2 separate regions of the Homo sapiens genome follow, and region 1 is linked to region 2. The links are chromatin loops, found by intact Hi-C in ENCODE. Cell type or tissue: IMR-90. All regions are shown on one strand.

What was found. Peaks named below come from ENCODE experiments on the same cell type or tissue, not always from the same donor. Only the 100,000 strongest peaks of a DNase experiment are listed, where the experiment ranks them.
Region 1: a loop joins it to region 2, with 3 times the contacts of the local background. A loop is called at or near these places in 2 of 110 quality-filtered maps.

What each region holds. Positions count from the first base shown.
Region 1 is chr17:13,112,555-13,117,554 of GRCh38, reverse strand. No RefSeq gene overlaps it. Among named protein-coding and RNA genes, the nearest start is that of ELAC2, 97 kb to the right of the region's middle. RefSeq lists an enhancer at 2,413-5,000. In IMR-90, a CTCF peak has its summit at 2,851 (motif pointing left); no DNase peak of the experiment used is centred here; H3K27me3 peaks cover 1,456 bases.
Region 2 is chr17:13,335,339-13,340,338 of GRCh38, reverse strand. No RefSeq gene overlaps it. Among named protein-coding and RNA genes, the nearest start is that of LINC02093, 31 kb to the right of the region's middle. In IMR-90, a CTCF peak has its summit at 2,352 (motif pointing left); a DNase peak (open chromatin) is centred at 2,348; H3K4me3 peaks cover 718 bases; H3K27ac peaks cover 167 bases.

The DNA of each region.
Region 1 (5,000 bases), 220 kb after region 2:
ACACACACATATATTTATTAATAAAAGAATAAATAATTATGGCCAGTCGCACAATACAACCATTTTTTAAAAAAATACAAAAGACACGTCCAGTCTTTATGGCATTATTTACCACAGCAGAAAATGAAAAATAACCCAAAATTGGTAGATAAATCTTTTATATAATGACATAAGTTCAACAGTGGAAATCAAATAGGGCTAAGCACATTGACATGTACATCAGAAACATAATGTTGAATTTAAAAGCAAATCACACACTGGCTGTGGTGGCTCAGCCTGTAACCCCAGCATTTTGGGAGGCCAAGGCAGGCAGATCACTTAAGGTCAGGAGTTCGAGACCAGCCTGGCAAAGGTACTGAAACCCCATCTCTACTAAAAATACAAAAAAATTAGCTGGGTGTGGTGGCTACTCAGGAGGCTGAGGCAGAAGAATCACCTGAACCCAGGAGGCAGAGGCTGCAGTGAGCTGAGATTGCGCCACTGTACTCCAGAGTGGGTGACAGAGCAAGATTTCATCTCAAAAAAAAAAAAGCAAATCACAGATCTCTTCAATATAATACAATTTTTAAGCTAGTAAAAACAGGCAAAACAAAACAATGCATTACTTGGAGACAAATATATATATGCTAAAACTAGTAAGAAGAGTGAGGGAATGAGAAAAATGAGGGATTCCTGATGGGGAAGTGGAGAGAGAATAGGGAGGAATATCAATAGTATTTCAACACTATCACTCATGTTTTATTTCTGATGTTGAGTGGTAGAGTCTCAGGTATTCATTCTATTATGCTTCAGAGGCTATATATGGGTTGTGTTTACTCTTTTGATGGTATCAAATGCTTCTGCTAAAACTACAGTGTATACGCCATACCCATGCACTTTCCAAAAATTGTACATAGGTGCATATATAATAAAAATAGTTTTCTCTTGTTGTTGTTGTTTGTTTGTTTTGAGATGGAGTCTCGCTCTGTTGTGAGGCTGGAATGCAGTGGTGTGATCTTGGCTCACTGCAACCTCCACCTCCCGGGTTCATGCCATTCTCCTGCCTCAGCCTCCCAAGTAGCTGGGACTACAGGCATGCGCCACCACACCCAGCTAATTTTTGTACTTTTAGTAGAGACGGGGTTTCACCATGTTGGCCAGGATGGTCTCGATCTCCTGACCTCGTGATCCACCCGCCTCGGCTTCCCAAAGTGCTCGGATTACAGGAGTGAGCCACCACGCCGGGCCATAAAAATAGTTTTTAAATGAGGCAGGTTTCTACTTTTTGAGATGGAAAGGCTAGAATGATGTCCCAATTTTATTATTATGTGGAAAAAAATTAAGACATAGCTGTACCTATTAGTATAAAGCCGTTCATGGGAGAGAGATTATATACAAATGTATACTTGTCCATGCATAGAAAATACCTGGAAGTATACACACAAAATCTGCACAGGTGCTCTTGTAGGAATGGAATTAGCGGACCGGGAAAGGAACGAGATTTTGTTTTCATTCTATTTCATGCATTGCATCTGTTTTATACTTCTGTGTAGATAGGATTGATCAAATGATAGTATTTAAGAGTATAATACTAGAAATATAACAGTGTTAGAATTTTTACTTACTGAGTGCTTACTGTTGGCACATAGTATTTTTTTTTTTTTTTTTTTTTTTTTTTGAGACGGAGTCTTGCTCTGTCAACCAGGCTGGAATGCAGTAGGCAGGATCTCGGCTCACTGCAACCTTCGCCTCCCGGGTTCAAGCGATTCTCCTGCCTCAGCCTCCCGAGTAGCTGGGACTACAGGCACCTGCCACCACGCCTGGCTAATTTTTTGTATTTCTAGTAGAGACGGAGTTTCACCATGTTAGCCAGGATGGTCTCGATTTCCTGACCTCGTGATCCGCCCGCCTCGGCCTCCCAAAGTGCTGGGATTACAGGAGTGAGCCACCGCGCCCGGCCCAGAAACGGGGATTTTTTTAACCGGGAAAAGAAAACACCCCAGATGTGATTGCTGTCTCTGAATAACTTCAGGACTGTCAGGAAAATGATGAGGTTCACTTCGTATGTTTCCAGAGAGAAGGACTAGGCCACCGGACTGCAGCTATAGGAGAGACAACATGGTTCTCCAGATGAAACCAGCTGCCCCCAGCGGCGGGCAGCTCACTGCCACCCACTGTATTCCAAGCCCGGCCCACTGGACCGGTCATCGGGGACCCCCTTTAAGCCTTCCTGCTAGAAGATTCTTTTTTCTAAAGTCGAAGGCTGCAGAGTTGACTAGGAGAGGACAGAGCTTTTCCTTCAGGTGAAAGGGAATGACTGTCATTCATTCTCAAAGTGGAAAGCCACGTACTGGCAGGTGCACTCCCAGGTCAACGCGGAAGTCATGAGTTTTGCGGGTTTTCTGCTTAGGCTGGATGGAAGCTACTGTCTTCCTCGAAACGTGTGAAAGCAATGAGATCATTCCTCTTCTCTGAGGTGGGGGAGATGGGGAGACCGGCCTGAGATACAAAAAGAAAATTATGAGGTAGGGACTGGGCGGGGGGACCCAGAGGGAGGACTGAGAGCGAGAGCCAGGGAGGCAGGCAGACAGTAGGCTGGGCAAAGCCAGAGGAGAGAGGCTGCGGGAGGTGAGAGTCTGAGCCGAGAGTGACCCCAGGTTGAATCAGGGATAAACGCTGGAATGGGCTGTAACCAGGAATGAGACGTCTGGCATTTTGTAATTTCTGGAGAATTCCTCTTAAATTCCCTTTCCCTTCAGTAAACATGATGAAAAACCACTGCCCGCCATGTGTGTGGTCTCCGTGGCACACAAGAGTGAGGGTCACAGCCAGGACAGGGAGACGGGAGCCCAGGAGCGGAAGAGCAGAGGGGCAGCCCGCCCTCTCCTGGCCTCACGGCGAAACTGCTCAACACCGAGGCTCTGAGGCCGAATCCTAGCTTAGAGATGGGCACCTCGCAGCAAGGAAAACGTCATGGACAGCAAGCATCTTGCCTAGCAGCAAACAACATAGTGCCTTTCTCTATCTGGAAATCTCATTAGAATGCAGGACGCAGAGAGCTGAAACCATCTTCTCAGCCAACTAGAAATTTTGCAAAGAAATGATTTTTGAAAATGATTGTGAAGCAGAATTGGCAGAAGCATCATCATCATCTCTCCTATTTGTCTGGTGACACTCAGTTTGCAAAAACCCTTTCGCACGTGCCCTCTCATAATACCCGCATGGAGTATTGTTTTCCTCCTTTGCAGAGGAATGCTGTCTGCAGGCATTCCTATAGGTACATTGCACACCCACGGTGCCACATCTCCCGGCTTGTCCTTCCGTCTTGAGTCCTCTGTTCCATCCAACCCAAGGGCCCTAAGAACTTGCACAATAAATGCAGAAGTCTTTGTGACCGTCATTCAGACACAAGCCAGTCCCTGCCTCTGTTCGCTCAGAACTCCCAAGATGACTGGCAGCCAAGATCTCAAGCCATTCACTGCACTCTCAAGGAACCTGTGCTAGGAAGACAGAATGAGGGCGAGGTCTCCGGCATTCGTGGATTATACACATGCGCCCACACGCGACCCACGTCATTCCTTGCTTTATAGCATTACTGGAGAGTTCATAAAAAAAAGCAGGCTTTTCTTCTCAGCAGAGTTGAATGCTTTGTAATTGCAAGATAATAAAGGAAAGATGGGGTGGCATAGGCTGCCTGCAGCTTTTCCTGATACCTGCCAGTTAAACTTCTGACACCAAAGTCACCCTGCCATTTGAATCGATCAAGCCAGGCTAGAACTAGGAAAACAAGAAGGTCAGTAGCAAATGAAGTAAAGCCCTCTTGTCTTATCCTGGCAGAGGTGGTGAGCCCCTTAGCACCTTGTCAAACACTAAATTTAATCCCAGTTTTATTTTCAAATCACTTTTTTAAAATGCACTAACCATTAAAAGATAGGGGAAAAGGTCCTTTTAAAATGATTTATTATGTGTTAACAGCTAAAGAAAACCTAAACAATGTCTCCATAAAGACTCACGATCACGTTTTTAATTAAGAGCCACAACTTTTAATGGAAGGCATAATATGCCCATTCATTGCAGGACACTGGGCTCCTCTGGGTAACCCAGCAGTCAAGCTCAGGGGAGGAGTAACGACTTTCAGTTCACACCTCAAAGTCTCCTGTTAAAGAAAATAACAATAAAATAAGATCACTTGAAACCTTTTGAGTTTGGGAATTTTAACCCAGAGAAAGGGTGCATTTTGCTCAATTACAGGGACGCTTTTTCCTGGTTCGGGGCCCACAATAGCCCGCTCAGTGCTCTGAGTGCCTCAGACACCCCCTAAGTCTTAGCAGGTAAGTGGGCTGTGCTCAAAGTGCCCTGTGTGTGTGCTGCCTGGTAAATTCCTGCCCATACCCAGGGGAGGCTGCGCCCCCTGAGAAACAAACTGTTACTTACTGTCTCTTTCTCAAACTGGCCCCTTAACAGCTTTTTCTTCCCTAGCTCTTTTATTTAAGACTGAAAGTTAACAATCTAGGAGGACAGAGTGCTGTGTCCTTTTGTATGGCCCCGCAAGGTGTATGGTATCAGGCACCATTTATCTATTGCCAGCTTCACTCCCTTAGCCCTGGCAACAATGAAGTAAAAGTATGAAGTGAGCTCATCATTATCTCCGTTTACAGATGGGGAAACCGAATCTTGGCGAGGATAAGGAATTTGCTCTTGTCATTAAACAGTACAAGAGACTATGGGCCGAGGCAGGGTGGATGGGAGATGGGGTTCAGGATACCCTAAAACATGGTACATTCACATTTGAGAAAACAGCAGAAACAGGAAAGTGACTCTCACCTTCTTCTGCCCTTCTCCCCTGAATCAGGTCCCAGGATTCTCGTTCCACGGGGGCTCTTTCTATGCCCAGAGGAAAGGAACTTTCTTCTCTCTGAAGACGCAGGGTCACAGAGAAGAATCTGAACAAATCAGCTTTGCTAAGTTCCCACAAGTTTCTTGCATACTTTTAAAAAATACAGTCACTCTTCTCCAGGTCT
Region 2 (5,000 bases):
TGCAGCTTTCATAAAAAATGGGATTTCCTCTTGCATATTGTTTTATGACCTGCTTTTGTCATCCAGCAGTATCCTGTGAACATTTTCTTAGCCCTTTATCTCTTAAATCTCTAGTGAATGCATATTATCTTTGTAAAAGTAAATAAATATTTGTTGAATGTCTAGATAAAAGAATTTTAAGTACACACTATAGTTTGTTTAATCTCATATTTCTGAACACTTAAATTTGGATCAAATCCTCATAGTAATAAGAAATAAAAGGGTGATCATCCTTGTACAGATGTTTTTATATACATCTAATCAGTTCCTAAATGTGACATTCCTCGGTGAAAAGATATGCACATTTTAATGTATTTGAAATGCACTGCCAAATTGCCCTGCAGAAATGATGTTCCAATTTACATATCCACCACTGGAATATGAGAGTGTCCATTTTTTTTCTGTAACCTGCCTAACACTTGTGTAATTATTCATTTTAGTAATTTCCAAATTGAGACAAAAACAGTATTTAATTGTAATTTTCATTTTTTTGGCTACTAGTGTAGTTTACAATGTTTAGATTTGTTTATTTGCCATTTGTATTTTTTCATTGGGAATTTGATTGTTCATGTCTTTGTTGTTCATTTCTACTGTGGCGTTTTGGCTTTTCTTTTTTTATAGAGTTCTAAGACTTCGATATATTGTGGATAATTGTATCTTTTCATTAATCTCTTAAAAATATTTTCTTGTTGATAATTTTAGTTATCTTTCTCTGGTTTTCAGAAAAAACAGTTTGGTTAATATGTAAATACTTTTTAAGTGCTTAAAAATTTTTCTTACCCTATCATTGTGCAAATGTTCAAATCAGCACTTTTAGTTTTCTTATATATTTATGTTTCATCATTTTCTCTCTGTAATCCACCTGGATTTTATTTTGCAATATTGTATGTGGTAGGGAATTAAATTTGTTATTTTTAAAATAGTAAACAATTTATTGAATTAATCTGTTTTTTTATTGAAAAATTTGCAGTGCTACCCTACTAAATACTAATTCACATGTATATCTAAGAATACTTACTTTTCTCTTTGAGTAGTTAGTGCCTTTTGTGATTACTTTAGGTTGATGATAAATTATAAACAAAGTATTTAACAATGGAATTGCCTCTCATCCTTATTTTCTTGGATCTTTTCTTCTATTGATTTTTCACATGAACTTCCAAAAAAAATTGTGAAATTTGAAAAAAAATTCTGAAGCAATATTTGTTGGATTATCATTAAAACTATAAGCTAACTAAAGGTAGAATTGATATATCTACAATATTCTTCCCATCCAAAAGAGGATAATCTTTCATTTTTTAAAGTGTCTTTTTGCCACTCAGGAGAGTAATTGCTGTATGGTAATATACATTGCTTTTCAGTATACTTGAATATTGTAATATAATATATTTTTGTTATAATTTAATTGATAATTGCTGCATATAGGAAGTTGATTTTTGTAGAATTATTTTAAAAATTTTAATGATTTTGTACAATTTATTTATAACTGACCCACTAACACTATTTTCTTATCCCAACCTTCTGTTTTTTTAGAAGAAAGAAATTATGATTTACACACAATGATGATTTTGTCTCTCCTTTTCTATAATACCTTTTCTATTTCCCTTGACTTGCTGCATTATCGAAAACAGCCAGAGGAAAATTTTGCTGCATTATCTAAAATATCCAGAGGAAAATTTTAAATTATGACAGTAAGCATATTTTTCTTCCTCCTCATTTTAACAGAAATATTTATGATATTTCACCATTAAATATATTTTGATATATATTTTTGAGGTAGTCTGAAGTAGTCATGTTAAGAAAGTATCCTTCTAATCTTAGTTCTAAGTGTTTTCAGTTCTATTGGACTCATACATAAATAACTTAATCCAAGATAAAGGAAACAGCATGAGCTCAAAGTCAAGTACAATGTCACTAAAACTAGAGTTGTCAGACATCCTGTCCGTAATGGATTATCCTATATTTCAAAAACAATTGTGTCAGGATGTATAATCATTCTGCATTTGATCTAGATCTGACACTACCGATGACATCTGTTAGTCTCTAACTTTCTCCTGGCCAGTAACAATACGCCCCACATTCACTGAAAATAAAATACGGCAGTCATAATAAAAAGCAAATTTTGTAAACAAAATTTCCCAATAGTGGGCTGAGTTTATTCAGATCAAGTTCTGGGTCCTACTCTCAGTTTTTAAATCCTATAATCAGCAAAATGCGCGTGCAGTTTTGGACTTCGATGTGAGAAGTAAATAGCAATTTAGGTTGTTAGGTTTCGAAGTAATTGACTCTGGAGAAGACCCGAGCATATCTCCGGAGCCATCTAGTGGCTGCAGAATGCATCGGAAAAAAAAATAATAACCCTGGTTTGGTCTTCAAGTTCAGAATAAAAATGAACGGGGACATCATTTGAACCCTCCTTCCCAAATCAACACAGTCTAGGACTTTGTACACAATGGGAGTGCACTTACTTTTGACTACGAAGGATTTGACTAATGAATAGAAAAATACTCAGATTCATGCTGAGGTCTACGCAGCTTAGAGATATGTTTCTATTACCTGGTAAAAACAACCATTGATTAAAAAAAGACAATGTAAGCAAGGGAATAGCAGGCATAAGTCACCAACGTGATAAAGAAAAACTTTAAAAGATGAGTAGCTACTGTGTATGTGTTTTAGACTTCAATGGTGGTTACTAAAAGGAAAGAATTTTAGTCAGGAAAAAATGCATTTCTAATACAGGTGTGATTCGTGGCTCTTAAAGTAACCCACTAGATTTTGACAGTGATAAAATTACTGAAGCTATCTTCCGTGTTTTCCTTAAATTCCTACTTCTGTCTACATAAAAACACAAGACCAATAAACAATCAAACAAAAAGAATTACCCTGGATCGTAGCTGGGTGTGCTTAAGAACAAAGATAAAGCAAATTGATAGCTTTCGAATGTTAATAGGGTTTGTCACCTCCCAGAGTGTGTAAATTGAAGACATCTGTCTGGTCTAAAATAAATTCCAGAAATCCCAAACTAATTGCTTCATATACACAATGCAGAACCTCAGAATTCCATGCAAAAATAAACCTTCATTTGGAAAATAAACTTCATGAAATTACGATAAAAGGGGACCTGTCAATGAGCCAGCGCTTAATACAGAAGGATTATTTTGAAATAAACTTTTCAGAGCTCATTAGAATCGGAAAGAACTGTGAAAATAGATATGTCTCCCCAAGTCCTTAGGTATGTGATGGCGTTTAAAGAAGTTAGATGAAACTAATACACATTTACATCAGAAGTCTTTGTTGATTTTTTGGAAATTATATGCATTTATAACATACAATAAAAGAAAATAACATGGTTTTTCTTTTCTGCCCTCTGGAAAAGAAAAATGCAGCAAAACCATTCCCACAAAAAGTCCTGTTGAATCATATCCCAGGATCTCACATCTCAGAAGAACAGTTCTTCCTTTTGTCTGTTCATTCCAAAAGGGAGTTATTGTTGTTTAAAGGCTACTTAAAATATCCTACAAATGGACAAGCGTTGGCAAAGTCTTTTCTAGGAACTATATTAATTTCTCACGAATATTTTATATGGTATTTTTAGACCTGAGAAAGGGCGAGTAGGCTCATTCAGTGTTGCTCTAATTCAGATAATTATAAGACCGCTACACAGGCAGAACTCTTAGCTGCAAGCGAAAGAGATTAAAGTTGCACGAGCTTAGGCAAAATGGAAACTGAATTGATGTGTATAGCTAAGTTGCAGGAAGAGTGGGATCCTGGTATCTTCGAGATGGCTGAATGGCGGGTTGCAATGATACTAGGACTCTCTCTGAGCATCAGTGGACTCTGCTTCAGGCTGAACAGTGGCTTTCTTCTTTCCTGTCACATGGCTTTCCCTTCAACACTAGAGCAAAGTTTTCAGCCATTTTTGCTCTTACATATTCCTAGCTTTACCATCAGAGAAGGAAAAGATGCCACTCAATGTAGTTAAATAAATCTCCATAAAAGACTCATTGGTTTAGCTGAGTTTTCTGCCTTTTCCCCTAGACAATCACCGTGGCTGTAGAGGGAAAGTTCATGCAGAAGCTGGCAGTCACCCCATTCTGACCACATGTTAGAGCAAGGTGCAGGGGTAGGGGTGGGTGCAGGTGGTGGGGATAAGGTGTCAACGCTGCAAAAGAAGCAGGTAAAGAGGTGGCTACTCCCAGCAGAAGGAAGAGATGTTGGACTTTTTTTTTTTTTTTTTTTTTGAGATGGAGTCTCACTCTGTCACCCAGGCTGGAGTGCAGTGGCGCGATCTAGGCTCACTGCAACCTCCGCCTCCCAGGCTCAAGCGATTCTCCTGCCTCAGCCTCCCAAGTAACTGGGACTACAGGCGCGCATCACCAGTGCTTGGCTATTTTTTGTATTTTTAGTAGAAACGGGGTTTCACCATATTGGCCAGGCTGGTCTTGAACTCCTGACCTCAAATGATCCACATACCTCAGCCTCCCAAAGTGCTGGGATTACAGGCATGAGATATCACGTCCGGGTGAGATGCTGGACATTTAAACCACCACTTTCCAGCCCAAGCACCAAGCAGCAGCAGCAAAACAGCAGAATGGAGGCTGACATGACAACAAAATAGGGTCAACTGATTCACTAAGTTTTCCCTGATTGGGAAGGGTCTAGCGAGGCAGGCGGGAGTTGCCATCTTATACCTCAGGCAGAAGGAGTAACATCTCTGCACTTAGGGAAAATGATCTGAGTGAACCAGCAACTTTTCTAAGAGGCTTGGCTTTCCAGCTCATCATTTGTTCCAGAATCCTACTTTGGATACCAAAAGCTGAATGTTTTCATTCTCTTTACATTCTTTTGTTTGTTTGTTTGTTTTGTTTGTTTATTTGTTTGTTTGTTTTGAGACAGAGTTTCGCTCTTGTTGCCCAGGCTGGAGTGCAACGGTGCGTATCTCAGCCCACTGCAACCTCCGCCTC